Regions from separate parts of the Homo sapiens genome. Here region 1 is linked to region 2. A link is an interaction called in ENCODE POLR2A ChIA-PET data of the cell type or tissue named here. Cell type or tissue: MCF 10A. All regions are shown on one strand. Links, peaks and the distances in the headings refer to the core of each region. The heading gives the core; the rest is flanking DNA.

Region 1 (15,366 bases), core at 5,474-10,473, 61 kb after region 2:
GATTGAGTATACTTGCACCTTTTTGAGTATTTTAAGTGCCTGACATAGAACCTTGCAATTAGCTGTCATTAAAAAATGACTGTGGACCAGGTGTGGTGGCTCCTGCCACAAGCCTTTGTAATGCCCAGCATTTAGGGAGACTGAGGCAGGAGGGTCACTTGAGCCCAGCAGTTCATAACCAGCCTGGGCAACATAGTGAGATCTTGTCTCTATGAAATAATAAACAAAATTTAGCCAGGTGTGGTGGTGTGCACTTATTCCCAGCTGCTCAGGAGGCTGTGGTTGGAGGATCACTTAATCCTGGGAGGTCAAGTCTATAGTGGACTGAGATTGCACCACTGCAATCCAGCCTAGGTGACAGAGTGAAACCCTATCTCAAAAAGACTGTGTTTTCTGATCATGGCATGTGACAAATAATACAAATGAAATAAAAAATAAAAAATTGAGGGTAAAAGAAAAAACAGAATAATAAAAAGATAAAACAACAACCATAAAAATGACCATGATGATACTGGTCTATTGAAAGTGGGGGGCCTGGTCCTTATGTAGCGTCTCTACCCATGGCTGCCTCGTAGAAACTAACTGTGTTCTAATCTTTTCTGCTATGGAAATTTGGGCACAGGCCAGACAGCTGGGCAATTTATTGAGGAAGGAGGTAGAAAAGAAGGATTGTTACTAATACAGGATGGGTTTAATCTGTATTAGTAGCAGATTAAACTGTGTATTAAGTAACAGATTAAAGTATGTATTAGTAACACTTAAACTATGTATGTATTGGGCCAAAATACATAGTAATTACAGGACATTTTGCATTTCCTGTCAACCACTAGCTCTCAAAGCTACTGGTCTAGAAATGTAACCTGTGAGTGGGCTTATAATTTGGAGCTTCCAGAGAAATCCAGAGGCCATGGGAACTAGTAAAGACAAACCAAATATACCACAACTTCCCAGACACTATGTTATCAGGGCAGTCTATACTAGTTCCAAGGCCCATGTTTGTGGATGGCCTCAGTAGTGGAAGTGTACTCCATTCAGAGAAAAAAATCTATAGTCTCACTGGCTGCTTTCCTTTGATTACCAAGAGATGTACTGCTTTAAGAATACATTACAAAACCATTATCTCCCTTTCCTTAATTCTCCAGTCTCTCCCATTCATTAATTCTCCAAATAATAAACATGTATCAGGCACTGTCCTGGACACTGGAAATATAGGCATGCCTAGAATACCCAGAATCTGAGGCAGTGCCCAGTCTAGGGTTTTTAAATTTTTCTCCTATCTCTTTTACCAGGTTGATTCCATTAGAACTGTGTGAATGTCAACTGCAAATAATCAAAGACAGAATTATCTTGTTTTCTTGGTGGTGGGGAGATTTACTAAGGTGTGGTGGAAAATCCTATCCTCATCTTGAGACTGGGGATGGAGACAAGTTGCCTGTCATGAAGGGAACTTGCTACTACGTCACATAAATTATTCCAGGGCAGAAGATTGTACTGGCTTATATTTGGCCAATTTCCTCCCTCTCTTTATGTCTTTTCTTTAAAACCCTTGATTCCTTCCAAGTGTTCTTAGTCTATTAAATTCATGATATCTTGGGCTTGGCATTCCAGGTTTAGACCTGTATTTGTTTCTTTTCCCTGTAAGTTGTAACTGTTGCAGGAACATGTAGCAGAGATGTTTAGATTTGGCTGGTATAATCTGCCTGGGACTGAATTATGCTTCCTTTGCATTGCTGGTGGTCTTTTCTGCTATAAGATATAGTGAAAGGATTCAGGATTGTTCAGTGTAGAGATAATCTGTACCTCTTTATTTTTTGTCTGGCTCAAGATAGCGCTCTCTTTATTGTGTCCTGATATAGGGTTGATAGTCACAATAGTAGTCAAGGTGGTCACGACTAAAGACTTTGGTGGGAGCATACTGTTTCCTTAGTCTCTGTCATAGCAGACCTGCTCCCCAATATTTGTGCCTACGTCAGAGTTTTGCACCAGTCCCTAGGGTACTTATTGCTGTCCTCTCGTCCATGAAGTTAGGCCACATAAAATGCCCTTGATTTTCTGGATACTTGACTTTTAGATCATTTGAGGATGAAGCACCACACTAAGAAAGTCCGAGGGCAAAGAAAATTCAAGTTAGATTAGGCCTTCAAATAATGTTATTATTTTATCTTGACTTAGGGAAAGCTATGTAGCATTTCTTAGCCTTCAGTTCCTTGTCCAAATAAAGGGATAATAATAGTCGCTGCTTCATAGGGTGTGAGATACTACATGTAATGCTTTAAACCAGGGTTGTTAGTTTTACAAGCCAATCTTTTGGCTTCCCTCTGCCACATAGGAAGAATTGTCTTGGGCCACACACAGAATACACTAATGATAGCTGATGAGCTTTAAAAAAAAAAAAAAAAAAAAAAAAACCCAAACACCTCATAATGTTTTAAGAAAATTTCCAAATTTGTATTGAGCCACATTCAAAGCTGTCCTGGACTGCATGTGGCCTGTGGGCTGCCAGTTGGACAAGTTAGCTTTAAACCAAGCCCAGTGAGCTCTTAGTAATTGTTAGATATTATCATTGTTGTTTTAAATGCATAGCTGATTTCAGCAGAACATGAGGAAAACCCTGAGGGACCCAAATCAGAGAGAGAAAACAACACCTAATCAATAAGAGTAGAAGTGCTAGCCAGAGCAGTAGGCAAGAGAAAGAAATAAAGGGTACCCAAATAGAAAGAGAGGAAGTCAAACTACCCTTGTTTGCAGATGACATGATTCTATATGTAGAACACCTGATAGTCTCAGCCCAAAAGCTTCTTTTATTTTTTTGAGACGGAGTCTCGCTCTGTCGCCCAAGCTGGAGTGTAGAGGGCCCATCTCGGCCCACTGCAAGCTCCACCTCCCAGGTTCATGCTATTCTTCTGCCTCAGCCTCCCGAGTAGCTGGGACTACAGTTGCCCGCCACCACACCCGGCTAATTTTTTGTATTTTTAGTAGAGACAGGGTTTCATCATGTTAGCCAGGATGGTCTTGATTTGCTGACCTCGTGATCCACCTGCCCTGGCTTCCCAAAGTGCTGGGATTACAGGCATGAGCCACTGCGCCTGGCCCCAAAAGCTTCTTAAGCTGATAAACAACTTCAGCAAAGTTTCAGGATACAAAATCAATCACTAGCAGAAAGCACTAGCATTCCTATCCGCCAACAGCAGCCAGGGAGAGAGCCAAATCAGGAAGGCAGTCCCATTTACAATTGCCACAAAAAGAATAAAATACCTAGGAATACAGCTAACCAGAGACGTGAAAGATCTCTACAATGAGAATTGCAAAACACTGCTCAAAGAAATCGGAGAGGACACAAACAAATGGAAAAACATACCATGCTCATGGATAGGAAGAATCAATATCATTAAAATGATCATATTGCCTGAAGCAATTTATAGATTGAATGCTATTTCTATCAAACTACCAAGAGTATTCTTCACAGAACTAGAAAAATTATTTAAAAAATTATATGGAACCGGGCCGGGTGCGGTGGCTCACGCCTGTAATCCCAGCACTTTGGGAGGCCAAGGCGGGTGGATCATGAGGTCAGGAGTTCAAGACCAGCCTGGCTAATATGGTGAAACCCCATCTCTAGTAAAAATACAAAAAATTAGCTGCATGTGGTGGTGTGTGTCTGTAGTCTCAGCTACCTGGGAGGCTGAGGCAGGAGAATTGCTTGAACCTGGGAGGTGAAGATTGGAGTGGACTGAGATCATGCCACTCCATTCCAGCCTGGGCGACAGAGTGAGACTCCATCTCAAAAAAAAAAAAAAAAAAAAAAAAAAAGTCATATGGAACAAGAAAAGAGCCCAAATCGCCAAGGCAATCCTAAGCAAAGAGAACAAAGCTGACTTCAAACTATACTACAGGGCTACAGTAATTAAAACAGCATGGTGCTGGTACAAAAACAGGGACATAAACCAATAGAACAGAACAGAGAGCCTATTTTAAAAATCAGGGGTTTTAAAATCGTAGGCCACACACCTATGATAACCTGATCTTTGACAAAGCTGACAAAAACAAGCAATGGGGAAAAGACTCCCTATTCAGTAAGTGGTTCTGGGATAACTGGCTAGCCATAAGCAGAAGACTGAAGCTACATAGTACCCCTCCTTTACATCATATACAAAAATCAACTCAAGATGCGTTAAAGACTTAAACGTAAAACTATGAAAACCCTGGAAGACAACCTAAGCAGTACCATCCTGGACACAGGAATGGGCAGATTTCATGACAAAGACACCAAAAGCGATTGCAACAAAAGCAAAAATGGACAAGTTTAATTAAACTTAAGAGGTTCTGCACAACAAAAGAAACTATCAACAGAGTAAACAGACAACCTACAGAATAGGAAAAAATATTTGCAATCTGCATCTGACAAAGGTCTAATATTCAGCATCTATAAGGAACTTAAACAAATTTACAGGAGAAAAACAACCCCATTAAAAAGTGGGCAAAGGACGTGAACAGATACTTTTCAAAAGAAGGCATACATGCGACCAACAAGCATAAGAAAAAAAGCTCAATATCACCGAGCATTAGAGAACTGCAAATCAAAACCACAATGAGATCTATCATTTCACACCAGTCAGAATGGCTGTTGTTAAAAGTAAAAAAATAACAGATGCTGGCAAGGTTGTGGAGGAAAGGGAACACTTACACACTGTTGGTGGGAGTGTAATTTAGTTCAACCATTGTGGAAAGCAGTATGGTGATTCCTCAAAGAGCTAAAAGCAGAAGTACCATTTGACCCAGCAATTTCATTACTAGGTATATACCCAGAGGAATATAAATCATTCTGCCATAAAGACACATGCACACGAATGTTCATTATAGCACTATTCACATTAGCAAAGACATGGAATCAACCTAAATGCCCATTAATGATAGATGGGATAAAGAAAATGTGGTACATATATACCATGGAATGTTATGCAGCCATAAAGAACAAGATCATGTCTTTTGCGAGAACATGGATGGAGCTGGAGGCTACGATCCTAAGTAAACTAACCCAGGAACAGGAAACCAAATACCGCATGTTCTTACTTATAAGTGGGAGCTGAATGAAGATAACTCATGAACACAAAGAAGGGAAAACAACAGACATTGAGGTCTACTTGGGGGTGGAGAGAGAGAGGAGGGAGAGGAGCAGGAAAAGTAACTATTGGGTGCTAGGCTTAATATCTGGGTGATGAAACAACCTATACAACAAACCCCTGTGTCAGGAGTTTACCTATGTACCTGAATATGTACCCCTGAACCTAAAAAATAATAATAATAACAGTGGGAGCCAGCTTTGAAGCTTCCAAAAATGGGGTCAGGGAGGAGATGTGCTAGTCTCAATAACCTTGAGGGGAAAAAAGATGAGGTCTTGGCTTGTTTAGTGTAAGCAATTAGAATGGACACCCCCTACATACAATTAGGACCCTCAAAAGACTTCACCCTCAGTGCAGGAATGGACTAGGAAAACCACTGGCATGTACAGATAAAAAGAACTTTCTTAATCTCATCTGGATTTTAAATAGGGCTTTTAATAAAGGAAAGACGTCTCCCTTGAAAATTTCTACCTGTAAGCCTTCACTTAACTGAAATTGGGGGTTGGAGTTTATACTCTTTGTGTGGTCTAGAAGCTGGTTCTGGGCTGGTAATAACTCTGGCTCATCTGTCAGAAACAAACTTAACACTTCTATTAAGTGACATACCCTCAAATCAGGTATCATAGGATTCTCATAAATGCAGCTTCACTGAAGGTAAGTTTGTAGTACAAAATTACAAACCAACCAACCAATCTCCCCTAAGTGAAAATCAATAGATAAAAGAAACAGTTTGGAACTTCAGAAAGTAGCATTAGAGGGTGGGCACAGTGGCTCACAACTTTCATCTTAATACTTTGGATGGCTGAGGCGAGTGGACTGCTTGAGCCCAGGAGTTCGAAACCAGCCTGGGCAACATGGTCAAACCCTGTCTCTACAAAAAAATACGAATGTTAGCTGAGTGTGGTGGCTCATGCCTGTAATCCCAGCACTTTAGGAGGCTGAGGTGGGAGGATCGCTTGAGCCCGGGAGTTCAAGACCAGCCTGAACAACATAGTGAAGTCTCATCTCTACTAAATTTTTTTTTTTTTAATTAGCTGGGCATGGTGGTGCATGCTTGTTTTCTCAGCTACTTGGGAGGCTGAGGTGAGGATTGCTTGTGTCAGGGAGGTCAAGGCTGCAGTGAACTGTGATTGTGCCATTGCACCCTAGCCTGGATGACAGAGTGAGAACCTGTCTCAAAAAGAAAAACAAAGTAACATTAGAGATTAAGACTGTAAGATTAGTATATTTAAAATTATTAAGAATATAAAAGAAGGAGGCTGGACATGATGGCTTATGCCTGTAATCCCAGCAGTTTGGGAGGACAAGACGGGCGGATCACTTGAGCCCAGGAGTTCAAGACCATCCCAGACAATATGGTAAAACCCTGTCTCTACAAAAAATACAAAACTTAGTCAGGCATGGTAGCATGGGCCTGTGGCCCCAGCTACCCTGGAGGCTGAGGTGGGAGGATCACCTGAGCCCAGGAAATAGAGGCAACAGTGAGTGGAGATTGAGCCACTGCACTCCAACCTGGGTGACAGAGTGATCCCCTGTCTCAAAACAAACAAAAAAGAATATAAAAGAAGGAAACAGAAACAAGAGAAAAAAAGACCAAATATATTTGGACAAAAAGCTAATTAGAATTCGAGGAATAAAATATATGTATTGTGTTGTTGAAATTGAAAATGCAACAGTCGTGTTAAATAATAGAGCTGTGGACAAAGTAAAATTTTTATCAAGAGTGCAAGACAGAAATGGGAAGATATAAACTATGAATGAAAGCTAAGAAATACAGAAGATATGATCAGATGGTCCAACAGAATATGGAGAAATGGGAAGAGGCAGTATTCATAGAGATAATGACTGAGACCTTCCAGAACTGATTAGAAACAAACAAGGAACATCTTGAAGCATGGTGAGTCCCCACTATAATAAATAAAAATAAATCCCCATCTAGATACATTGCAGTACTGCAGAGCCATGAAAACAAAGAGAATATCTTAAAGAACCCTCAAGAATTCACTAAAGTAAAAGAGCTCAGCAAGAAAGTTCACTCAAGAAAATTGAAAATATATGTTCATGCAAAAACTTGTAAACAAATGTTCACAGCAGCAGCATCTATGATAACCAAAAAGTAGTAACAACCCAAATACCTTGTCATTTTATGAAAGGATTAACAATTGTGGCATGGAGAATTTATGCATGCCACAACATGCATGAAAACATGCTGAGTAAAAGAAGCCAAAGACTACATAATGTATGATTCAGTTTCTGTGAAATGTCCAGAATACGTAGAGTCCACAGAGACAGTGAATCCATAGAGACAGTACGTTGGTGGTTGGTTGTGGGGAGAATGGGATGGAGAATGACTGCTAATGGGTACAAGGTTTCTTTTTGGCAATGAAAATATTCTGGAATTAGATAGTGGCAGTGCTTGCACAGCCTTGTGAATATACTAAAAATGAATGAGTTGTACATTTTAAAAGGGTGAATTTTATATTGTTGGAAATATATCTAAAAAAATAAGTTAATGGTTAAAATAAAGCAACCAGACAGAAAAAGAAAAATTAAGTACAAAGGAACAGCACTTATGCTAAGAGTAAGCTTTTCAACAGCAATAACAGGAGCCATAAGACTACAGAATAATATTTTTAAAGTATTGAGAAAAAAGTTACTCTGAACAAGACACTAGAATTATCCATACTTGCTAAATTAGCAGTGGAAGTGAGTGACCAAAAAAAGCCATTTTCAGACCATCAAAAACCAAGAGAACAAAATCTATAGAGAAGATTTATTACTATCAGATCCTCTCTGAAATAATTACTACAGGATATATTTCAGAAACAAAGAAGAAATACATGAGATCCCAAGAGGGAATGTTAAGCAGTGAAATTAGAAAATACATGAGTAAATCTAAGCAAGCAATTATTGTATAAAATAATAATTACTAATTTGGCAATGTAAAAGTAAGATAGACCTGAAATAATAGATTGTAATAATAGGTAAGTTGAAAGGGAGTGGGAGGATTGGAGTTAAAAGCGATCTAGGATCTTTTAATTTTGTTCAGAAAGAGAGTTGAGGTGCTGGTTAACTTTAGACATTGTTGAGACAAGAACACCTATTAAACCTTGAATAATAACAACTACTTTAGGACAGAAAAAAACAAAACAATATGTAATTTCTAAACCAATAGAGCAGAGGTTAAAAAAAAAAACTTGATTAATTCAAGGAGAGTTGCCATCAGACTTGGAGGAAAACTTTACCTTAGAGCAAAGACTTTTCTCCTAGTTCCTCTGATGCCTGCTGCCCTTGCGGGGAATTCTGACTACCTGCTTCTGTGGAAATACATTCATTTGTTCAATAAACACTTGTCGAAAACCTCCTATGCCCTGTGTACTATTTCTAGGTGATTGGGATACCTCTTAGAGCTCACTCTAGAAAAGAAGAAACAGACAGTAAACATAGTTTATGTAGTATGTTAGAAGATGACAAATGCTATTGGGAAAAAAGGTAGACCAAAGGGGATTCAGGAAAACAGAAAATTGGGAAGGTGACATTAGAATAAAGCCTTGAAGGAGTGAGGGATTTTGCCATTGTGTAGTTGAAGGAAGGACATTGCAAGTAAAGGGAACAGTTAACGCTGGTCCTAGTAGCTAGAAGTGCCTGTGCAAAATTAGCAGCCTGTGGAAGGTTTTGAGCAGAGGAATGAAATAATCAGATGTGTGCTTTAAAAGAATCACTGTGGCTTGCTCATATTAAGAACAGATTAGGGTAGAAGACAAGAGTAAACCAGAGAGACTAGTTAGGAGGGTATTGAAATCCAGGTAAGCAATAAATAATATATCAATAATAATATAATGGATACGTAATAATATCTCCCTTTATTGGGGAGGGAATATGTATTTTTTTCCCACTCTCACTTCCCCATCTTAACCAGGACATCTTGGTTGTTACTCTGAAATATTATAGCATCTGGAAGTGCTTGACTGTAACCAGCTCCACATTCTTCTTTATATTGTTTACACTTACTGAAACAGAAGTGATCTTTTCCTCATTCTAAATTCTAAAAGGTGCCTGCCAAGTACTATCCAGTCACGGAGTGCTCAAGTTCCTAGGAGCAGCTAGACCTCTGAGATTTGGAGACTGGAGAGACCTAAGGGATCTGCAACCAGACATCTTATTCCATACCCTTTGTTGCTTCACAGTGGGAAGCAGGCTTCCTAAGTAAATTTACAGCAGCTCTTGCAGGGGTCAGATTTTCCGAGTGCCTGCTAGTTGCTGGAGGGAGGGGTTTTTGAAGGCTAGAAACGATCTACTACTCTCCAAATGTGGTTACAATTCAACATTGTCACAGAGAATGCACGATATGCCTTAGCCCTTGTTCTTGCTGTTGACTGAGATGACCATGGCGAGGTATGTAAGAAATTGAAATGCCAAGTCTCACTCCAAGTAGCCAAGTGACTGGGATGATTTAACACCAGTCTTTGCATGAGGTAGCTCCGGGGGCTTCCAGGCTACCACCCGTCCGCTGAGAGTTAGTGTACCCAACTCTGCAGATATCCAGTACTTCATCTTACTGGAATGAAAGAATTAAGACTTGCCCTTTATCTTCTTAGGATCCTGGGGAAATGGCCAGAGCCTGTTGAAATGGAAAAATTAGCCAGTTCCTTGTTGTGGATCTCAGCTGAGTCATGGTATCTGTAGCAGAGTGTCTGACCTTTTTTTCCCCTGGCAGCTGTTAAAGATTTGCCAAGTGAGATTATGTGTACCTTTATAAAAAGGCATGTGGCCTGGAAATACGATCTTTAGTGTTTTGGCTTTTATTTTAAATTTTAAATAAGGTTAAGGCAAATGAAGCTGGAATTAATTATCCGTCCCTGAAGTTTCAAGACATTTTCACTTTCAGACACAAGGATTTAGATATAACAGTTTGATTTACCTTTCATAGGCCAGGTATACATGTATCTTCTTTATTTTAATCCTTGTAACAAATCATACTCATCCATTCATTTAACAAATACTTATTGAGAGCCTACTGTGTGCCAGGCAGCGTTCTAGGTATTGAGGAGTGCAGCAGTACACAAAGCATACAAAAGCCCCTGCCCTCATACAGTTTAATTTCTGATGAGAAGAGAGACAACAAAATGAATGTGCAAAATATATACCATCATATATATATTGGGGATTAGTTCCAGGACCCACACGGATACCAAAATCTGCAGATGCCCAAGTCTCTTATATAAAAGAGCATACATAATATTCGCATATAACCTATACACATCTTCCTGTATACTTTAAATCATCTCTAGATTATTTATAATATCTAATACAAAGCAAATCCCTGCAAATAGCTGTTATACTATATTTTTAAAATTTATATTATTTTAAAAGTTTTAAAAAATATTTTCCACCCATAGTTGGTTGAATCCATGGATGTGGAACCCACATGCTGACTGTAGTGTGTTAGATGATGATAAGTGCTAGGAGAAAAATATATCAAGAAAGGGGGATAGAGAGTTTGGGAGGGTTTGCAATTTTAAATAGAATGATCGGGGAAAATTCACCCAGAAGATTGTACTTGAGCAAAGACCTGAAGGAAGAGGGGAGCAAGCCTTGAGGCAACCTGGGAGAAACATAGGCAAAGGAAATCCCAATTGTAAAGGCCCTGAGATGGGTGGCTCGCTTGGCATTTTCTAAGAAAGGCGAGGAGGCCGGTGTGGCTGGAGAGTGAGCAGGAGGGAGAGAGGTCATGGAGAATCCAGACCATATAATGCCTTGTAGGCCATCATCAGAACTGGCTTTTTCTCTCAGTGAGACAAGGAGAATTTTAAATGGAAGAGGGACATGATGTTGCTTACATTTTAAAATTTTTGTATAGTTTTATTGAGGTATGATTGGAATATAATAGATTGTATGACTGTGATAATGAACATGAAGATAATGAACAGATCTATAACTCTCAGAAGTTTCCTCATGACTATCTATAATCCATTCCTTGCTTCTCATTGGGCAACTACTAATCTGCAGTCTGTCACTATAGATTAGTTAGCATTTTCTATAATTTTATATAAATGGAATTGGATCAACTAAACAATTTGTCCTTGTGAGTCCCACCAGTGAAATTTCTTAATTGTGGTGGGTCAAATTCAAATTTTATTTTTTTAGTGGTTCTACTTTTGAGAAAATTTTTATTTCACCTCTCCCAATGGATAGATGTTTATTTCAAGATACATTGCAACCTATTGTCAACACTTCAAACCTGCCAATCATTGACTTCTTGAAGGAGTGTAATTTGTTATCTATGGCTCCTAAATGTTCCTCATATCACCAACCCTTACTGTGGGTGGTACAATGCCAGTATAATAAAGACAGCTATTCATGGAAATTTGTTCACTGCAATTGCCAATCAGCATGAGTCTGTCTTTGAAAGGATTATTTTTTCACAAAATCCAGCATTTCCCTGAATAAGTGGCTTCATCTTCCCTTGTTATGGTCTATGGAAGTCACAGAGAGAGCAACTACTGCTGTTACTGGAATTTCAGTCCATACTATGGTCAGTGTCCACAATTTCTGTCACAAAGTATGCAAGCATTACTTTGAACTACATCCGATACAGCTTAGTGGTTTAGGTCATTACTTGCAAATCAGTGAGTCCTGTTTTAGCCACGAAATCAAGTGTCACTATAGCCATGCTCTGGAGAGAGAAATAATGGGCTTTTGGTATGGTGGATACACCCATCAGCCAGCTATTGGTTATTTGGAAATTTTTGGTGACTGTTCTGCCCAAACCTTGCCACCTATTTTGCAGTGCCTAGTTGAGCACAGTTCATATCATCTCTTGGCATACATACCCAAAACATCTAGTGCTATTGAAATAAATGCAAAGCAAAGTGCAAGACCATGAGAGGAATTCGTCACAATGTGTTGGACTCGTATTTGGTCGAATTTATGTGGGATGATTGACTTGGAAATAATGTTTTCAATTCCCTTTTAGCGCATGTGTCAGAACAGTCTCCTGTTAAGTAACATTATGTTTGACTTTTGTTTTTAGTATATTTTAGTATAAATATCCAGGGACAAATTTTTTGATTGAATACACCTGAGAGGCAAATTGTTCAACTCATCCATGAAAGCATACAACATACTCTTTTTTGTCTGGCATCTTGCTTTCAGCATAATTATTTGTGAGATTCATCCATTGTGTGAATCAATTATTCATTCCTTGTTATTGCTGAGTAGAATTCCATTATATGGATATACTGTGATTTGTTTGTCACTCATCTGTTGGTGCATATTTTAGGTGGTTTGTAGTTTCGGGCTTTCACAAATAACAGCATATAAGTGGATCCTGCTATTTTATCCAGTCTGACAATCTCTGCCTTAACTGGCTGTGTACTTAGAACATTTATATTTAATATGATTATTGGTATGATTGGGTTTAAATATGTTATTTGTTTTCTAATTGGCCCAACTGTACGTGTTCTTCTTTTTCTGGCACAATCATTGGCTCACTGTAGCCATGAACCCCTGGAGTCAAGCAGTCCTCCTGCCTCAGTCACCCAAGTAGCTAGGACTGTAGGCATGTGCCAACATGCCCAGCTATTTTTTTTTAATTTTTATTTTCTGTACAGATTTGAGGAAGGAAAAGGGGTATTGGAGGTTTAAGGAGAAAATGTGAATTAGTTGTCTTGGAGAGTGAGCAAACACATTACTCTGGTAAATGTGCTAAGATTGTCAGGCAGTAATGAGGCCCCACTTGATGTTTGTCACTGTGAATATAAAGACACATCAGCCAGCATGATTCTGGGTTTTTCTTCAGTCACTCTAAGTTCCCAGGTGCAGTTGCAAAATAGATGGGAAGCTTGGTTGTAAAGGGTTGGGATTTCGCCAGGACTTTGGTGTCCTTGGGAGGTAGCAACGTTTCATTTGGAGCTAGAATTTAAAGCAGACACTCAGAAGAGAAATTGGGGATATAGGCAGTTTGCTGATGACATACTGAGTTCAAGGAGGCAAAGTATAAGCTTTTCTCAAAGGTTCAGAGTAGTGGGAGACTGTCAGGTTAGAGAGTGGAAGGCATTCCATGGTGACTGAGGTAGTTAGGGGTATGGGCATGATTGGATTCCTCCTGATGGTTTCTTAGGGGAAAATGGTTATCATTTCTAATGATAATCTCTTTCTTGAGATTGATCTCATTCCTTCCATCAGCCCTACAGAGTCTGGCTGTGGCCTTCCCCATAGCTTCTATAACCTACTTCTTTTTCTGTCATTCTCCCCTCCTGTCATCCACTCTTGACTTCTTTGCTATTTCTTGAACATCCCAAATTTGTTCTTGTCTCAGTGCCTTTACCTTTACTTTTCTCTCTGCCTCTCAGCTCTACTTTTGTCTGAGTCCTTCATATCATTCAGCTCTCTCATCAGACTTCACTTCCCTAGTTAGCACTCCCACACCAGTCTCTTATTTCCTTTCTCCTTTTCTCCCTCTCCCTCCCTCCCTCTCTCTCTCTCTCCCTCTATCCCCCTCTCCCCCTCTCCCTCTCTCTCCCTCTTTCTGTTCTTTCTTCCTCTTCCTTTTCCCACAGCACTGTTCACTCCAGTTATGAGGATAGAGACTGTTCTTTTGTTCCCTACTGCTTCCCTCCTAAGACACTGCCTAGTGTGTAGTAGGTGTTCAATAAATATTTGGATGAATATAAATGGCAAACTTCCCTAATGCCTTCAAAAGATAGACTGACTTTCAAATAAATTGATATAGACTTTTCAGTAATAGATGTTGCATGAAATGGCTTTTCATCACCATCTGGTTTTCTCCAACCAGAAGAAAAAGCTTCAGACATTAACATGTAGTGGAAAGCCCGTTTATAGAAGAAACCCAGGGCTGTTCTGACATTTATTCTGAAATGAGAATATTACTTAATTCACGGACTAAACGTTCTAAAAATAATAATTTCATAGATTAATAGTTTTGGGGGGTTCTTAGAGAATATGAGAATATTTTGACTTGTGCTTTTTATTTTGTAAATCAATTTGCAGTGGTCATTCTTCATTAGATACTGTTTAAAACATGGTTTTTGCCCGTAGGGAGCTCCTTGTGTTTGCTTGGGAAATAAAACTAAACATTGGAAAAGCACAGTGGCAATACAAGATGAAAGTCAAGGCAGTGAAAAAAGTTATTCCAAGGAGGAACACAGTGCTTTATGGAATCTAACTGGTGCCGAGTGTAATTGCTGACCCAGTTCAGTTTAAAGAAGTATACTGTGCGGCCCGTGGAATGGTGTCCCTCTTTAGTTCCTTAAAAACCACTCAAGGTCTCTGGGCCCATGGTGTGGCCCTATTATAATTCATATTTTGTTTTCATTGCAGTTGTCGGACAAGTAACCGCAAGAGCTTGATTGTGACCTCTAGCACATCACCTACACTACCACGGCCACACTCACCACTCCATGGCCACACAGGTGAGTGCTTGAAGGTTAAGAAAGGTTGAATGAAAGAGTGGCCACAGATGCCCAATTTCTTTCCTACTTCTCATGTTGTGCAGTTCCGTATATTACATTGTCACTTTACTTGGCTGACTGAAGCAGACAGAGCTCATGGGCTTGCTTTCTGTACGAGAATGAGTTAGCCTGCTTTTGACTCTTAGTTGTTTCTTACCTTGTTCTCTCAACATTCCTTTTAGTCTTGTACATATCTTGGGGCCAGGTATGTGTCCTGGGTTTATGGCCTCTGTTCTAGTGTGTTCTAGTGTGTTACAGCTCCATTCGTCTTGGGTCATTTGATGAGGAGTCCACTAATATTTTGTACTACCGTGCCCAAGGATTAGGGCTCACAGAGAGGGTTTTTCGTCTAATGGGACTCCTGTTAACCTTCCTGCTCTTAGATTAGGAGATAACAAAAGCAAGAGGAGTATGTGTTTGTTTGTTTGTTTTTAAATAGAAACGAGGTCTCTCTATGTTGCCCAGGCTGGTCTTGAAATCCTAGGCTCGAGTGATCCTCCCACCTCATCCTCCAAAGTACTGGGATTATAGGTGTGAGCCACTGCACCCGGGTTGGAGTATTTGTTTCATAATGATACTGATATTACATACTGGAATTAAAGCAAATGACCTCATGGATTCAGGCTGCTCTAGCCCTGGAATATGGGCTCTTCCCGACAGTATAAGGACTGATTTACATGGCTCTGAAGAATAGATAAAAATTATGAGGCAGCTGGGCACAGTGGCTCCCGCCTGTAATCCCAGCACTTTGGGAAGCTGAGATGGGCCAATTG
Region 2 (15,366 bases), core at 4,419-9,418:
ATTTGTGTCCCTGTTTGCCTTTCTTAGAATGGTTCTCCCAAGAGCGAATCCTATGGTGTGCTCATTCCAGGTTATAAAGGCCCGTTTCCTCTGATATATCCTTCATGGACATAGAGAAATTTAGAATTTGCCTCTAGTTTGGTGTTCTTGTCCTTTGAGAGAGCGTTTTTGTTAATTAATTTTTGAGGCTTTCAATTGCTGTGCTTTTCACGTAATATGTTAGTTGCATTAAAATGGACAGGAACTCAAATATGAGTTTCTAGACTTATGTGACAACTTGGCATTATACAAAATACACATTCTTCCACTCAACAAGTAATTCCTCCAAAGTCTCCAAATTGGTAAGTGGAAGTATAGCATAAAAATTAACAGCTTGGGTTTGCAAGTCAGGCAGATGTGGGTTTCAGTCACGGCACTATTACTTACTAGATGTTTTTTGGTAAAATCAGTTACTATATTTTTGTCTTTTTGCCTCCATTCACTTTGTCATTTGCTCAAATCTTTCCATCCATGCATCCATCATACTATATTATTTTAGTTCCAGTTAGGTGTAGGCACTATTCTAGATACTGGAGATACAGTAGTGAATAAAGCAGACAAGGTCCCTGTGCTCATGGAGTTTCCATTCTACTTAAGAGAGACAAAAACATGTATGATATGCCATATGGTACTTACTGCTATGAAGAAAAATAAAGCCAGATATCAGAGAGGAGGATGTGTGTTTCTGTGGGGGTGAGGGTTTAAATTTTAAATTTTAAATTGAATTGTCTAGGCTGGGTGTGGTGGTTCACACCTGTAATCCGAGCACTTTGAGAGACTAAGGCAGGAGGATCGCTTGAGTTCAGGAGTTTGAGAACAGCCTGGGCAACATAGTGAGACCCTGTCTCTACAGAAAAATTTTAAAAATCAAAAAATTTTGTATTGTCCAGGAATTTTCTCATTAAGGCAACATTTGAGCAGAGAACAGGAGTCTGGAATGAGTGATACTGAGATAGAGATAGATCGATAAATATATATGTATATATTATATATATTTATATACTTATATAAGTATACATATATATTTATATATTGTATACATATTTATATATGTATCTATAAGTACACACACACACACACACACACACACACACACACATTTATAGTGACATTGGTCAGATTAGGGAAGAGAGCTGTTACATTCTAATACGCAAAATGCAAACATCATCTATGCCTGCCACGATAAGGGCTTTATTGGGGCAAGGTGGTTATGAAAGTTCTTTTGGCCTGGCTCATACCATTTATTTTAGATGTAGCTTCCTGAAACTAAATCATTTTCATTTTTAGAAAGCTATTTCATATTTAAACCCATCTGGGTATTTTTTTAATGCATTAAAAATGTAGTTTAGAATATCAGACCTAAGGGAGTTGATAACTTTGTTCAAAGTACAATATCTGTGAAAAGAAGATTTTGAAGTTCTAAAGTTACTTGTATCTGTTTACCCAGGCTAGAAGGGTTTTATATTTTACTTTTTCATAATTGAAGCAGCTCTGAATGGCTTTTCTTGCCCAATGCTATAGTGGGGGCCTCTTTTTGATGATTCCTTTCAAATAGGATTGTTTCTTTTGCTGTTGTTGTTATTTTGTTTGTTTTTGTGACAGGGTCTCATTCTTTAGCCTAGGCTGGAGTGCAGTGGCGCAGTCTCAGCTCACTGCAGCCTGGTCCTCCCTGGCCTCAGGAGATCTTCCCATCACAGCCTCCTGAGTAGCTGGCACCACAGGCACCTGCCACCACATCTGGCTAATTTTTGTATTTTTTGTAGAGATGGGGTTTCACTATGTTACTCAGGCTGGTCTGGAACTCCTGAGCTCAAGCTATCTGCCTACCTTGGCTTCCCAAAGTGCTTAGATTACAGGCATGAACCACAATGCCTGGCGACTGTTTATTTTGTTTGTGAATTTCAGCACCAGTACCTAGACCCTGCATTTGGGAGCTTAATGTAAATAATGCTTATGTCTCCAGTTACCCTGAAAGTAAAGCTTTTCTAATACCCATTAGGCTTAAGATAATTTTCCTCATATTTCATGAAATGTCTTGCTTTATTTCTTAGAGGCTATGAGCAGTCAATTGAGATAACAGACTGTAGGAGTGGAGAGGTAGCTGTTGGTTGCATTCATCATGGGGTATGTGTATATGTGTGTGTTGATATTATTGGCATTGCTGGCTTGTAGTCTTTAGAGCCCTTGGGGATAGTTAACCTTTTATTTTGTCAGCTTATTCATTTGGGCAGTGGACTTAGATACCAGATATTGGATGAAAGTTAATGTCTGGTGTCTGCAGTGATAGGCACTGCATAGTGGGCAGGGAGGAGTTCCTGGGCCCCAGGGATGTGATGTGTCAAACTTTGTTCCTATGAAACTGACAGTGTCATGTACTTTCCCATTCTGATGCAACTTGATGCCTGGATCAATGCTTCTGGAAAATGTGCTAAAAAGAGATACCACCTGCTGCATACACATAATAAACCCTTTGTTGAGGTATCAGTGGCGTCTGATATAGGGCTTTAGGTTTTCTGTGGGGCTTTGAAAATCAGGAAATTTTGCAATCTTTCAAGACTCTAAAGCCCAGAGTGATAGCTTTGTGTTACATTTAAGACCCTGTCTTTTAAAAGTTGGTGGGAAGTAATTTCATATAGATTCTCTAAGTGTCCAATGGGAAGGCAGGACGTAGCAGAGGTTGGGAGGGAAGTAGCCATAGTCATCACTCATATCCCTACAGGGAACCAGTTTGTTGTTAAAAAATGGATGTAGTTGTTGGCGAGCTTTACCTGTGTAGGTGGGATCTGAAAATCCTTGAGAACCTGTTTTTGTTACTGTATGTTGAGAATAGTTGTCATGCTCATTATCCCCACATTTATATCGCTAGATCTCATAACTGTCCATTCACCATAATGTGACTGAATATTTCAGAGACATCTGAACTGCAGCATTTATGAATCTGAGTCATTGTCTTTCTCAAAAATCAGGTCCTCTCTTATACTCTAGCTTATTAAATGGTACTGCTTCCTCAAGATAGAAAATTTAGTTATTTTTGTTGCCATGCTCTTCCTTACACTCACAAGTCTTTTCTGTTATACCTCTCAAATATCTCTTGGTGTTCTGTCTTTATTTTTATTTTATTTTATTTTTTTGAGACTGAGTCTCGCTCTGTGGTCCAAGCTGGAGTACAGTGGCGCCATCTGGGCTCACTGCAAGCTCCGCCTCCCGGGTTCACACCATTCTCCCACCTCAGCCTCCTGAGTAGCTGGGACTACAGGCCCCCACCACCACGCCCGGCTAATTTTTTGTGTTTTTAGTAGAGACCGGGTATCACTCTGTTAGCCAGTATGGTCTCGATCTGCTGAACTTGTGATCCACCCACCTCGGCCTCCCAAAGTGCTGGGATTACAGGCGTGAGCCACCGCGCGCGGCCTCTTTTTTTTTTTTTTTTTTTTTTTTTTTTTTTTTTTTGAGATGGAGTCTTGCTCTCTCGCCCAGGCTGGAGTGCAATGGCACAATCTCGCCTCACTGCAACCTCCGCCTCCCAGGTTCAAGTGATTCTTCCGCCTCAGCCTCCCCAGTAGCTGGTACTACAGATGTGTGCACCACGCCTGGCTAATTTTTTGTATTTTTAGTAGAGACGGGGTTTCACCACGTTAGCCAGGATGGTCTCAATCTGACCTCATCATCCATCCGCCTCGGCCTCCCAAGTGCTGGGATTACAGGCCTGAGCCACTGTGCCCGGCTGGTGTTCTCTCTTTCTTTATACTACCACTGGTTTGTCCAGATAGTCACAGCCATTGTAATCTCTTGCCTCTGCTACTGCCATAACCTCCTAACTGGCCTTTCTTTATCTGGCATTGCTCACCCTCAGTCTACCTAACTATCATACAATAGCCAGGAAAAGCTTTTTAAAATGCGGATTTCATTATTAGATATTAATTTAAACTTTTTTGGTGAAATTTTTTTTTTTTTGAAACAGAATCTCACTTTGTCACCCAGGTTGGAGTACAGTGGTGCGATCACGGCTCAGTGCAGCCCCAGCCTTCCTGGGCTCAGGTGGTACTCGCACCTCAGTCTCCCAAGTAGCTGGGACCACAGGTGCACGCCGCCACACCCAGCTAATTTTTGTACTTCTTGTAGAGGTGGGGTTTTGCCATGTTGCCCTGGCTGGTCTCAAACTCCTGGGCTAAAACTACCTGCCTTCCTCGGCCTTCCGAGGTGCTGAGATTACAGGTGTGAGCCTCTGCACCTGGCCTTTGGTGAATTTTTTCTTACTCTTAGGATCACACCTGACTATCTATACAGTGTGGTTGCTATATTTTTCTCCATGTTTTACACAATGTGTTCTCTGTGCCTGGAATTTTTGTTTTGTTTCGTTTTGTTTTGTTTTTTTGAGGCAGAATCTCACTCTGTTGCCAGGCTGGAGTACAGTGACGCAATCTTGGCTCACTGCAACCTCCACCTCCTGGGTTCAAGCAATTCTCTTGTCTCAGCCTCCTGAGTAGCTGGGACTACAGGTGCACGCCATGACACCCAGCTAATTTTTTTTTTTTATTTTTAGTAGAGCCAGGGTTTCACCACATTGGTCAGGCTGGTCTCGAACTCCCAACCTCAGGTGATTAAGCAATTCTCCTGCCTCAGCCTCCCAAGTAGCTGGGACTACAGGTGCGCTCCACCACGCTGAGCTAATTTTTATATTTTTAGGGTTTCACCATGTTGGCCATGATGGTCTCAATCTTTTGACCTCGTGATCCGCCTGCCTCGGCCTCCCAAAAGTGCTGGGATTACAGGCATGAGCCCCCGTGCCCAGCTGGAATGTTCTTTTTCCATCTATACCAATCTAGTTCCTACACACCTTTCAAGTCCCAGCTTACACCTCACTTCCTTATGAAAGGCGTTCCTGACCTCACCCAAACCTTGCTGTCTGTAGACTAAGTTGGGTTTCCCAGAACATACTTTCAATAAAGCCTCTACTTTTTCTTCATAGCTCTTACATCAGTTGTAAATAAAGAACTATTTGTCTGCCTTTTCCCGTTGTGTAGTATGTAAGTATTAGCTCAGGCTGCTGTAACAAAATACCACATGCTTAAATAACAAAAATTTATTTTCTTACAGTTATGCAAACTAGTAGTCCAAGAAGGTGACAACATGCTAAGTTTCTGGTAAACCTCTCTTCCTGGCTTGCAGAGAGTGGCCTTCTTGCTGTGTGCTCACATGGCCTTTATGTGGTACACCAGCCTGAGGATAGGGGCATAGATCTGTCTCTTCTTCTTTTTCTTCTTCCTTCTCCCTCCTTCCTTATTTTTTCCTTCATTTTCAAGCCCAACAGTCCTATAGGATTAGAGCCACCCCTATGACCTCATTTAACCTTAATTACTTCCTAAAGAACCTATATGGAAATATAGTCAGATTGGGGGTAAAAGCTTTAACATGAATTTTGGGGAGACACAGTTTAGTCCATAGCAGATGGTAAGCTCCGTGAGGTCAGGACCATGTTGTGCGGTACAATATGCTGATCCCAGAGCCTACTATAGAGTTTAACACAAATTGGCAATCATTTGAACTTGTTCCAAACATTGGTATGGTCTGGCACAAGAATACAAATAGAGGTATACACGTTTAATCATTTAAAATAGAGCTACCAAATTGTAAAATAAAATAAATGCTTTGTCCTCCTACCTCTAGAAATATAGTTGCATAATAACAAATTTTGAAATATGTGTAAAGCTATTGATTTTTAAAAAATAAGCACATGTTAAATATTTAACTCATTGTTAGTAAGGAAATCTGGCAGATATATTAGCCAGTTCAAAGAAGTAAAAGAACCACAAAGTGATATGTGGTATGTGTATGTGTAGTGTTGAAATAAATGTATTATTTATTATAAAATTGAGTTTTTCCATGGAGAGAAGGGAAGTCAGTTGCACCTTCACTGTACAGAATTGATCAGCATGTCTATAGACAAACATTATTTTGTGCACTGGATGTACTAGCTCACACCTGTAATCCCAGCACTTTGGGAGGCTGAGGCAGGAAGATCACTTGAGCCCAGGAGTTTGAGCCCAGCCTGGGCAATGTAGTGAGACCCTGTCTCTGCAAAAGTTTTTTTAAAAAAATTAGCCAGGTGTGGTGGTGACTGCCTGTAGTCCTAGCTACTTAGGGGGCTGAAGTGGGAAGGTTGAGCCTGCAGTGAGCCGTGATTGTGCCACTGTACTCCACCCTGGGTGACAGAGAGAGACCGTTTCAAAACAAAACAAAAAAAAGAAATTATTTCACATAACGTCAGTTACCTACCTATAACTTACAGAGTTGTAAAGTAGCTCAAAGACAATAAAAGACAAACTAGAAGAGTATTCTCTAAACAATATGCATAGTTTTTTATTGGAAATATCTAGTAACCTTTTTTTCTTTTTTAACTTTTTCCAATTTTTTTTTTTATAATCTCCTACCTTTTCATCTAAAATAATTTGAAACGTTTTTGTTCACAAAACAAGGGTGGTCTCATTGGGTTTGGCCTGATTATTTGCATAGTGTGGCCAGAATATTAATTTATCATAAAGCCTTCTTAAATTTACTTTGCTGTAAATTTTTATAAAGAATCTCAGATTGGACTTTTAAAGGCCTCTATTATTTGTATTTTGAGGCTAGGAAGGCAAGCCTAAGAAATACCACATTTCACTTGTAATAACTATAAATTTGGGTGAATTCCTAAGGGTCCTGGGCCTTCCAGGAAGTGGCCTTCCTTACCATCTGTAAGTCTGGACCCTGTAAAGCCAGATACCAGGCCAGTTTTCCCAGGAAGGTTTTGTAAGTATTGGCTCCATAAAGTCAACCATAGTTCCTTAAAAGTGGTTTGTTATACCTGATCAAATAAGCATGATTCTCAAATGTGACCTTTCAGGCAAGCTCTTTGTTGGACAACCATTTTTTACAATTATATTCTGGTCAAAAGGAGAACAGATTCTTGTTTAGCCCTATTCAAATAACCATATTGCCTTGAACTGTAAGGAGACTCAGTAAGACGTTCTTAGTTCTGGGTTAGGGGAGGGTCAGTGAGAATCAGATGTGATTTAGGAATGTTTCATTTTACAAGAGCAAAGTCTACTCAATTGTTAAGAGTTATAGATAGCCTAACAAGGAATACAACTGGCTCCCTTGCATATTAGAAAATGGACATTAAAATAATATTTCAAACAAATTACTATAATCATTTCTTATAGTTCATACCGTTCTGTGTACCTAATTCTCATTTCACTGGATCTTACGTTAGTAGTCGGCTTCTTAACTAAAAAAAGTTCTGGAAATTCTGACTCATTCCACTGGAATGATCTGGAAGTTGTCCAGTTGTCCAAGCAATGCTATTGGAAGCCTGTCTATTCTTTGATGTGTCAGTAGTTTTAAAATACCTGCCGCAGTCCTTTTCCGTGGAGCTCTGAGACAACCCTTCTTTGTTGAAGACACAGACTCTGGCTTCTAGCTGATTGTAGAGCCTTCAGACAGGCCTCAGCACAAAACAGAATCTCTCTGCATGTGACAGAGTCTCATATCATAAGAATAATGCAACTAACAAGGAAATTAAGTTGTTTTTGTCACATGTAAAATGAGAGTAATAAGGCCAGTCCAAAAACTTATAGCAAACTGTAAGAGATTATTGCAAATAAGACAGTGAAGGTTACATCTGATTTAGAAAACATAGATAAACATAATTTTTAGAGAGGGAAAAATCTTTATGTATAACTTATAATATTCTTGTGGTATTATACAGACACCAAAAACATACCAAGAATATACTAAGGACATCAAGTAAAGAGATTCAATGGGTCTGGAATAAGTCCTATACATCTATATTTTTATAAAACTCCAGTCCTATACATCTATATTTTTATAAAACTCCACTGACCTAGAAGGTGCTGGATTGAAATGTTAAAAGTAAGGTTGTTACCAAGTAAACATTTTCAGTTTTTATTATTTATTTATTTATTTATTTTAGACAAGGTCTTGCTCTGTTGCCCAGGCTGGAGTGCAGTGGCTCTGTCATAGCTCACGGCAGCCTCAACCTCCTGGGCTCAAGCGATCCTCCTGTTTCAGCTTCTCAGGTAGCTGGGACTGTAAGCATGCATCACCATGCCCAGCTTATTTATTTCATTTAATTTATTTTTTATTTTATTTTAATTTTTTGCAGGGGGCGGGGTAGAGATAGGGTCTTGTAATGTTCCCTAGGCTGGTCTCTAACTCCTGGGCTCAAGTGATCCTTCTGCCTCAGCCTCCCAAAACGTTGGGATTGCAGATGTGAGCCACCGCACCTGGCCAGTATTTTAGATAATAACTGAAATTAAGACTGAAAACACTTCTTCCTGTAGGATATTTTAAAAAAAAAAAAAAAGACTGAAAACACTAAACTTTTGTTTCCTAAAATCTGGCAGAGTTCTGTCAGGACTCAGAAACGTTATGGATAATGAGGACATTGACAAATCTCTAGGAGTTTTCTATTAATCATACAATAACTAGAATATTTATAGTAATAGCATTTTACCCATACAACTTTAACCTAGGGAACACTGAACATGTCTTCTGGTAGATAACTTTTCTCATGAAATTCATTAATAACAAAATATTAAACCTAATTATTTCTAACATTTCTCTAAAAAGGAGAAAACACGTCTTTGTGATTTTGCCAAGGATGTTTTGGGATATCTCAGAGATAGTTTTTGGTATTAAAAATACACTGACCCCAGCACTTTGTGAGGCCAAGGTGGGAGGATTGCTTGAGCTCAGGAGTTTGAGACCAGCCTAGGCAACATGTTGAAACCCTATTTCTACAAAAATATGTAAAAGTTAGCTGGACGTGGTAGCGCACACCTGTGGTCCCAGCTACTTGGGAGGCTGAGGTGGAAGGATTGCTTGAGCCTGGGAGGTGGAGGTTGCAGTGAACTGAGATCATGCCACTGCACTCTAGCCTGGGTGACAGTGAGACCCTGTCTCAAATTAAAAAAAAAAAAAAATTACACTGAAAGTTTTATTTTATTATTTTCTACACGTAGGATCTGATTTGGGAAAGACAAATCTTCAAATAATCGTTAGTGGAAACACTTAAGATAGGATTGTTGGTGCTTGAGAAATAATACCTGGTTACTTATTTAACCGAAGTGACGGTAAAACATTTATAAACAAACATAGAAAGTAACACAATTTTAAATAACTGTAGTTTTTTTTATGAGGAGCCCTATGCTTGCTTGATTAAGGACCTGATAAGTCAGCATAAAGCACAGAAAATTTTTCTAGCAAGACACAAAATATTTGCTAACTAGGCGTATTACATAGCAAAAGAATATACTTTAATATTGTAGGTAATGGATGGCAGTAAACAGTAAACCAAGGACATGGACTCACCAAAACTGAATAAATTATTTGCTAAAATTTTAACCAGTTTTAGCTTTTCAGACTCAGGTATTATAAACCATGACAGCCAAAATTCACATTCCGAGTTGTGCCCTTCATTAGTCTTCATACTCTGGAACAGACTTATGCTTTACTTGAGTACAAGTTTTAGGGGTTCTCAAGGTCACAATTAATTTGATAATGAGTACTAAGATGTTATTAAGATGCAGTGCATTTTTAGTGTTATCATCAAATGAATCAGTAAGTGTTTTTTAATGTCTCAGTTTCCATTTTCAATACTGTAATTATTGATGGTTATATCCCACAGAAACAATTTGGGGTCCTTCATTTTATGAATTTTGGCAAATATATATACCCATGTAACTACAACCACAATTAATAGATAGAACATTTTTCTTACCCCCAAATATTCCTTCTGTAGTTTTGCAGTCAATCCCATCTTCCACATCTTGGCCTCAGGCAACCACTGATCTATTGTTTGGCACTACAGATTAGCTTTGCCTGTGGTAGAATTTCATATAAATGAAAATGACAAATGACCTGCTTTTTTGTAATTGGCTTCCTTTATGTTTCAGTGTTTCCTTTTGTGACTATACCACTATTTGATGGATATTTGGGTTGTTTCTAGTTTTTGGATATTATGAATAAAGCTGCTATAATCATTCATGTATAAGTTTTTTTTTTATGGGCATATGTTTTCATTTCTCTTGGGTACATACCCGGGATTGGTCAGCCCATAAAATCAGTGTCCCACTCTGCTGCCACAAATGGGAATAACTTAGCTATAAATAAATACAAAACAAAACCCAGTTATGTAAAGAAAAATTGAAATTAGAAATGTGGAGATTCCGTAAACTTCTTTGTTCATCTGGGAGCCAACTTCAGATTACCACTTCAGATTTACCTGTGGGAACCAAGCACTGATGTACATGGATGGTCCACGTGAGGTGTACTTCTCTGATGTGACTCACAGGTTAATTCTTTGGACATTTGGTGGAAGACTTCCAAAACTGTTTAACAGACAGTTTTTTTAAAAAAAGTAAAAACAAAAAATCATGGCTTTCATCCAGATATAAAATGAAAACATTCAAAGATGAAAGAAAAACAGCATATCATCAAAGAGAGAAACAGGCAAATATTACAACCAATTCCATTATCAATTTTTATACAATTGAAAATGGCAAAATGTCAAAAATGACAGTTGAATTAACACTGCACATGTCTATGTGTTCATCTATTTAAATGAGCAATAAAGTAAAGGCAAATTCATAAATTATTAAAATATTTACACTTTTCTTTGGCTTTATTTTTACCAAAATTGTTATTTGTAATCAATAATTTCTTGTAAATTGTATTCTTTTAATAACAATGCCAAATGAAACAGACTTTCTTGAATGACTATATTTCTTAGATTTTTTTTTTTTTTTTGAGACCGAGTCTTGCTCTGTTGCCCAGGTTGGAGTGCAGTGGCACTGCAACCTCTGCCTCCCTGGTTCAAGGAATTCTCATGCCTCAGCCTCCCGAGTAGCTGGGACTACAGACATGGGTGCCACCACACCTGGCTAATTTTTGTGTTTTTAGTAGAGATGGGGGTTTCACCATATTGGCCAGGCTAGTCTCGAACTCCTGACCTCAAGTGATCCGCCCTCCTTGGTCTCCCAAAGTGCTGGGATTACAGGTGTGAGCCACTGTACTTAGCCTCTTAGATTTTTATTTTAATATTTACCGGTTTATAGGATATTGCAAAGGATAGAGATGAAGAGATTCATAGGGTGAGTTACTAGGGAAGGGGCAGGGAGCTTCTGTGCCCTCCCCAGCCGTGTCACTTCAATAACTTCCATGTGTGCAGCCATCCTGAAGCTCACTGAACCCTGTCCTCTTGGGTTTTTATGGAAGCTTCATGAAGTCAATATTTCTTGCCCCAGGTGTAGGGTGGAACTCTCTCATGGGAGAGCCTTAAGACCCACAGTCAGAAAGGTTGGGGAACATTAAAGTGAAAGGAGAGCTGGAGAAGGTCAGAGGCCTGCCCCTGAGGCCTAACGCAGCCAACATTCTAACAAAAGACTGTAACTAGGGCTATGGGAGTTGTAAGCCAGAAACCGTAGATTAAAACCAGTATGTATATCATAACACCACAGGTCACCCCCTAGTTTGTGACCACAGATCTTTTATATCAAACAATATTTGTATATGCAGTCATTAATCATTAGTCCAGTACATCATATTGTATGAATGTCTCCCAGGATGAGGCCATTCCGGTTTGCAAGTTTCCTAAATCTTGTCAAGTTCCAAAAGCAGGATTGGCCTTGGTAAACACACAGCTTCATACTTTCATGCATCTGGAATAATTGAGCTTGAGATAGTATCATCTTTTGTTCTTAGACTCTTTTGGGCTGTTAACATAACATTGAATTTTCCTCAGTTAGTAACCCTAACTCATTTATTCACTTCTTTACTTTCAGCTATGGTTTCTCCTTCTTTCCGTTTATACCCAAATTTTTTCACCTCTGAAAGGGACATTAGAATCTTCTTGTGCTGTTCCAGATTGCAGGCAGCAATACAAGTCTAGGAGTAGGTCTTCCTCAGTCCACTCCCATTCAGATAGGGTAAAGTTATATAGGAGCAGAACTAGTGAGCTATTTTTACCATCAGGCAATATAGTTGCATTCACTGTTAGTCCCACTTTTGCTAAATGGGGTGAAAGCACTACTCACCCCAGTAATGTTCTTAGGAATTTTGCCATTAGGTTTAAAAACATAGTTACAGTTTTTTCTTAGAAATCATCTCTGATGTTTCAGCACTTGTAGTTGCAACCCTGGTCCTAGGACCACTGCATCAGGTAGGAGAGAAAAAATAAATTTTTTAAAGGTGATTTGGGGAGGAAAGAAAAAACTATAGGCTAGGCGAAGTGGTCATGCCTGTAATCCCAGCACTTTGGGAGGCCAAGGCAGGAGGATTGCTTGAGCTCAGGAGTTTGAGACCAGCCTGGGCAACATGGCAAAACCTGTCTCTACCAAAAATACAAAAAATTAGCTGGGTGTGGTGGCACTTGCCTGTGGTCCCAGCTACTCGAGAGGCTGAGGTGGGAGGATCTCTTGAGCCCTGGAAGCGGAGGTTGCGGTGAGCCATAATCACGCCGCTGCACTCCAGCCTGGGCAACAGAGCAAGACCCTGTCTTAAAAAAACAAATAGAGCCAGGCACAGTGGCTCATACTTGTAATCCCAGCACTTTGGGAGGCCAAGGCAGGCAGATCACCTGAGGTCAGGAGTTCGAGACCAGCCTGGCCAACATATAGTGAAACTCCGTCTCTACTAAAAATACAGAAAAATTAGCTGGGCATGGTGGTGCATGCCTGTAGTCCCAGCTACTTGGCAAGCTGAGGTGGGAGAATCGCTTGAACCTGGGAGGTGGAGGTTGCAGGGAGCCGAGATGGCTCCGCTGTACTCCAGCCTGGGCGACAGAGTGAGACTCTGTCTCTCAAAAACAAACAAACGAAACCAAAAAAAGAAAAGAAAAAGAAAAAATTATAGTAGTTATACAAGTGCGCTCCTCCCCTGGTAAGAATTGTGTAGTCATACTAGCATCCTCCCCATCCCCTCTTCCTCAGATCAACCAGAAAAACAGAGAAAAAGTCCCACGTTAAGTATGAGCACATACGTCCTTATGATCGCCTGTAAGCCAGCCCTTCATGCTTTTTATCTCCCCCTGTTTTAGACAACCAATGTTTCAATTGCCCATTCTACTTCTCTATCAAACTATTACTCTAAGGAGGATATCTCACTCTGTCCATTGTTGGACATTATGGGCTGTATAGTGTGTTCCTTGGTCTGAAGAATGATGGTGGGCCATCCAAATCCATGCAATATCTTCCGTTCTGTTTTTTTTGTTGTTGTTGTTTTTGTTTTTACTCTGAGAATTTTTATCTTCCATGGGATAAGCAAAGCCCACTCCAGAGTCAGTGTCTATTCCTGTCAAGACCCCTTTGTAGCTCCCAGGGCTACCGGCATCAGTCTCATTTGCCAGCCATGTTCAGGGCCTTCCTACCAGAGAATCTGCGCCATAGCCATCAGCAATCTCTGTCTCTGTTGCTGAGAAACAGAACAGTTCTTTCTGGCATTTTGTACCTGAAAGGGTGCAAAAGGATCATGTCTAGATTCAGCTCACCTCTGCACTGCTGCATTGCCCCCATACTCACTTTTTTTCAGGGACTGAGTTGGCCACCTCAAGGGAGCACATGGGATGTCTACTTATCCATCCCTGTCACCTTAATGCATCCCTCAAATCTCCTTAGGGCCATGCTCCATATGGGCATTCTTTTAACAGGCCAGATTTCCATTGTCCTCTCACCTGAGTATATAGCCAAGCCATTGGTTACATTGCATGAGGTCAGTAAAGACTCAAACACAGGGGCTTCTACCATTGTTCAATTCTTCCATCAGTCACTGTTAGAAAAATATAATGCAATTCAGCCCACCAAGCAGATCTGTTTTTACCTTCTTTGATCAGAGGAGTAGTCTTCCAAAGCAGGATGATGGTTTTCATTTACCTTGGAATTGCCATCCATGAACCAAACAGCTCTTGATCAATTTTTTTTAATTAAATTTTATTTGGAGGAGATTTGCTCTGCTGAAGCAATAGAAATTAGAATTGGCCAAAAATATTTTTCCTTTCTTTTCTTTTTTTTTTTTTTTTTTTTAGATTCAGGGGTACATGTGCAGGATTGTTACATGGATATATTGTGTAATGCTGGGGTTTCGGCTTCTAGTGAACCCATCAGCCAAATAGTGAACATAATACTCAATAGGTAGTTTTTCTATGCTTGCCATACCTCCTCTCCCCTTTTGGAGTCCCCAGTGTCTATTGTTTCCATCTTTATGACCACACGTACCCATTGTTTAGCTCTCACTTATAAGTGAGTACACATGGTATTTGATTTTCTGTTTCTGAGTTATTTCATATAGAATAATGGCCTCCAGCTACATCCACATTGCTGCAAAGGACAGGATTTCATTCTATTTATGGCTGCATAGTATTCCATGGTATATATGTACCACATTTTCTTTATCCAATCTACTGATGGTGGGCACCTAGGTTGATTTCATGAATTTGTATTGTGAATAGTGCTGCGATAAATGTACCAGTGTAGGTGTCTTTTTGATAAAATAATTTTCTTATGCTATGTCATCAGGCCCAAGGGGAAAAAAAGAGCTTTACAATTAAAAAAAAATTTTTTTTTTTAAGATTTCTTTTCCCGGCCCAGCGCGATGGCTTACACCTGTAATCCCAGCACTTTACTTTGGGAGGCTGAGGCAAGTGGATCACAAGGTCAGGAGTTCAAGAACAGCCTGGCCAACATGGTAAAACCCTGTCTCTACTAAAAATAAAAAAATTAGCCAGGCATGGTGGTGTGCACTTTTAGTCCCAGATGCTTGGGAGGCTGAGGCAGAAGAATTGCTTGTACCTGGGAGCCAGTGGTTGCAGTGAGCCGAGATGGTGCCACTGCACTCCAGCCTGGGCGACAGAGCGAGACTCTCTCTCTCTCAAAAAAAAAAAAAAAAAAAAAAGATTTACCCTTGGGTAGATAGCCAGTAGTGGGATTGCTAGATCAAATGGTAGTTCTATTTTTAGTTCTGTGGAAATCACTATACTATTTTCTGTAGGGGTTGAACTAATTTACATTCCCACCAACAGTATATAAGCATTCCCTTTTCTCTGCATCCTCACCAACATCTGTCATTTTCCATTCTGACTGGTATAAGATGGTATCTTATTGTGGTTTAATTTTCATTTCTCTGATGATTAGTGATGTTGGATATTTTTTTTTTTTTTTTTTTTTTTTTTTTTTGAGACGGAGTCTCGCTCTGTCGCCCAGGCCGGACTGCGGACTGCAGTGGCGCAATCTCGGCTCACTGCAAGCTCCGCTTCCCGGGTTCACGCCATTCTCC

Evidence for each region. ChIA-PET counts read pairs that join two places held together with the same protein. Peaks named below come from ENCODE experiments on the same cell type or tissue, not always from the same donor. Only the 100,000 strongest peaks of a DNase experiment are listed, where the experiment ranks them.
Region 1: POLR2A ChIA-PET joins it to region 2 with 10 read pairs; 5 of 35 experiments call an interaction of 5 or more read pairs at or near these places.

The regions. Positions count from the first base shown.
Region 1 is chr1:45,944,924-45,960,289 of GRCh38, forward strand. MAST2 (microtubule associated serine/threonine kinase 2) reads left to right here. Exons shown (of 29, transcript NM_015112.3): 5 at 14,463-14,554. Among named protein-coding and RNA genes, the nearest start is that of MAST2, 150 kb to the left of the region's middle. In MCF 10A, for the core only: no CTCF peak of the experiment used is centred there; DNase peaks (open chromatin) are centred at 7,368 and 9,808.
Region 2 is chr1:45,885,211-45,900,576 of GRCh38, forward strand. All of the region lies in intron 4 of MAST2 (microtubule associated serine/threonine kinase 2), which reads left to right. It overlaps LOC105378694 (a long non-coding RNA gene), which reads right to left. Exons shown (of 5, transcript XR_001738038.2): 2 at 10,325-10,430. Among named protein-coding and RNA genes, the nearest start is that of MAST2, 89 kb to the left of the region's middle. In MCF 10A, for the core only: no CTCF peak of the experiment used is centred there; a DNase peak (open chromatin) is centred at 7,361.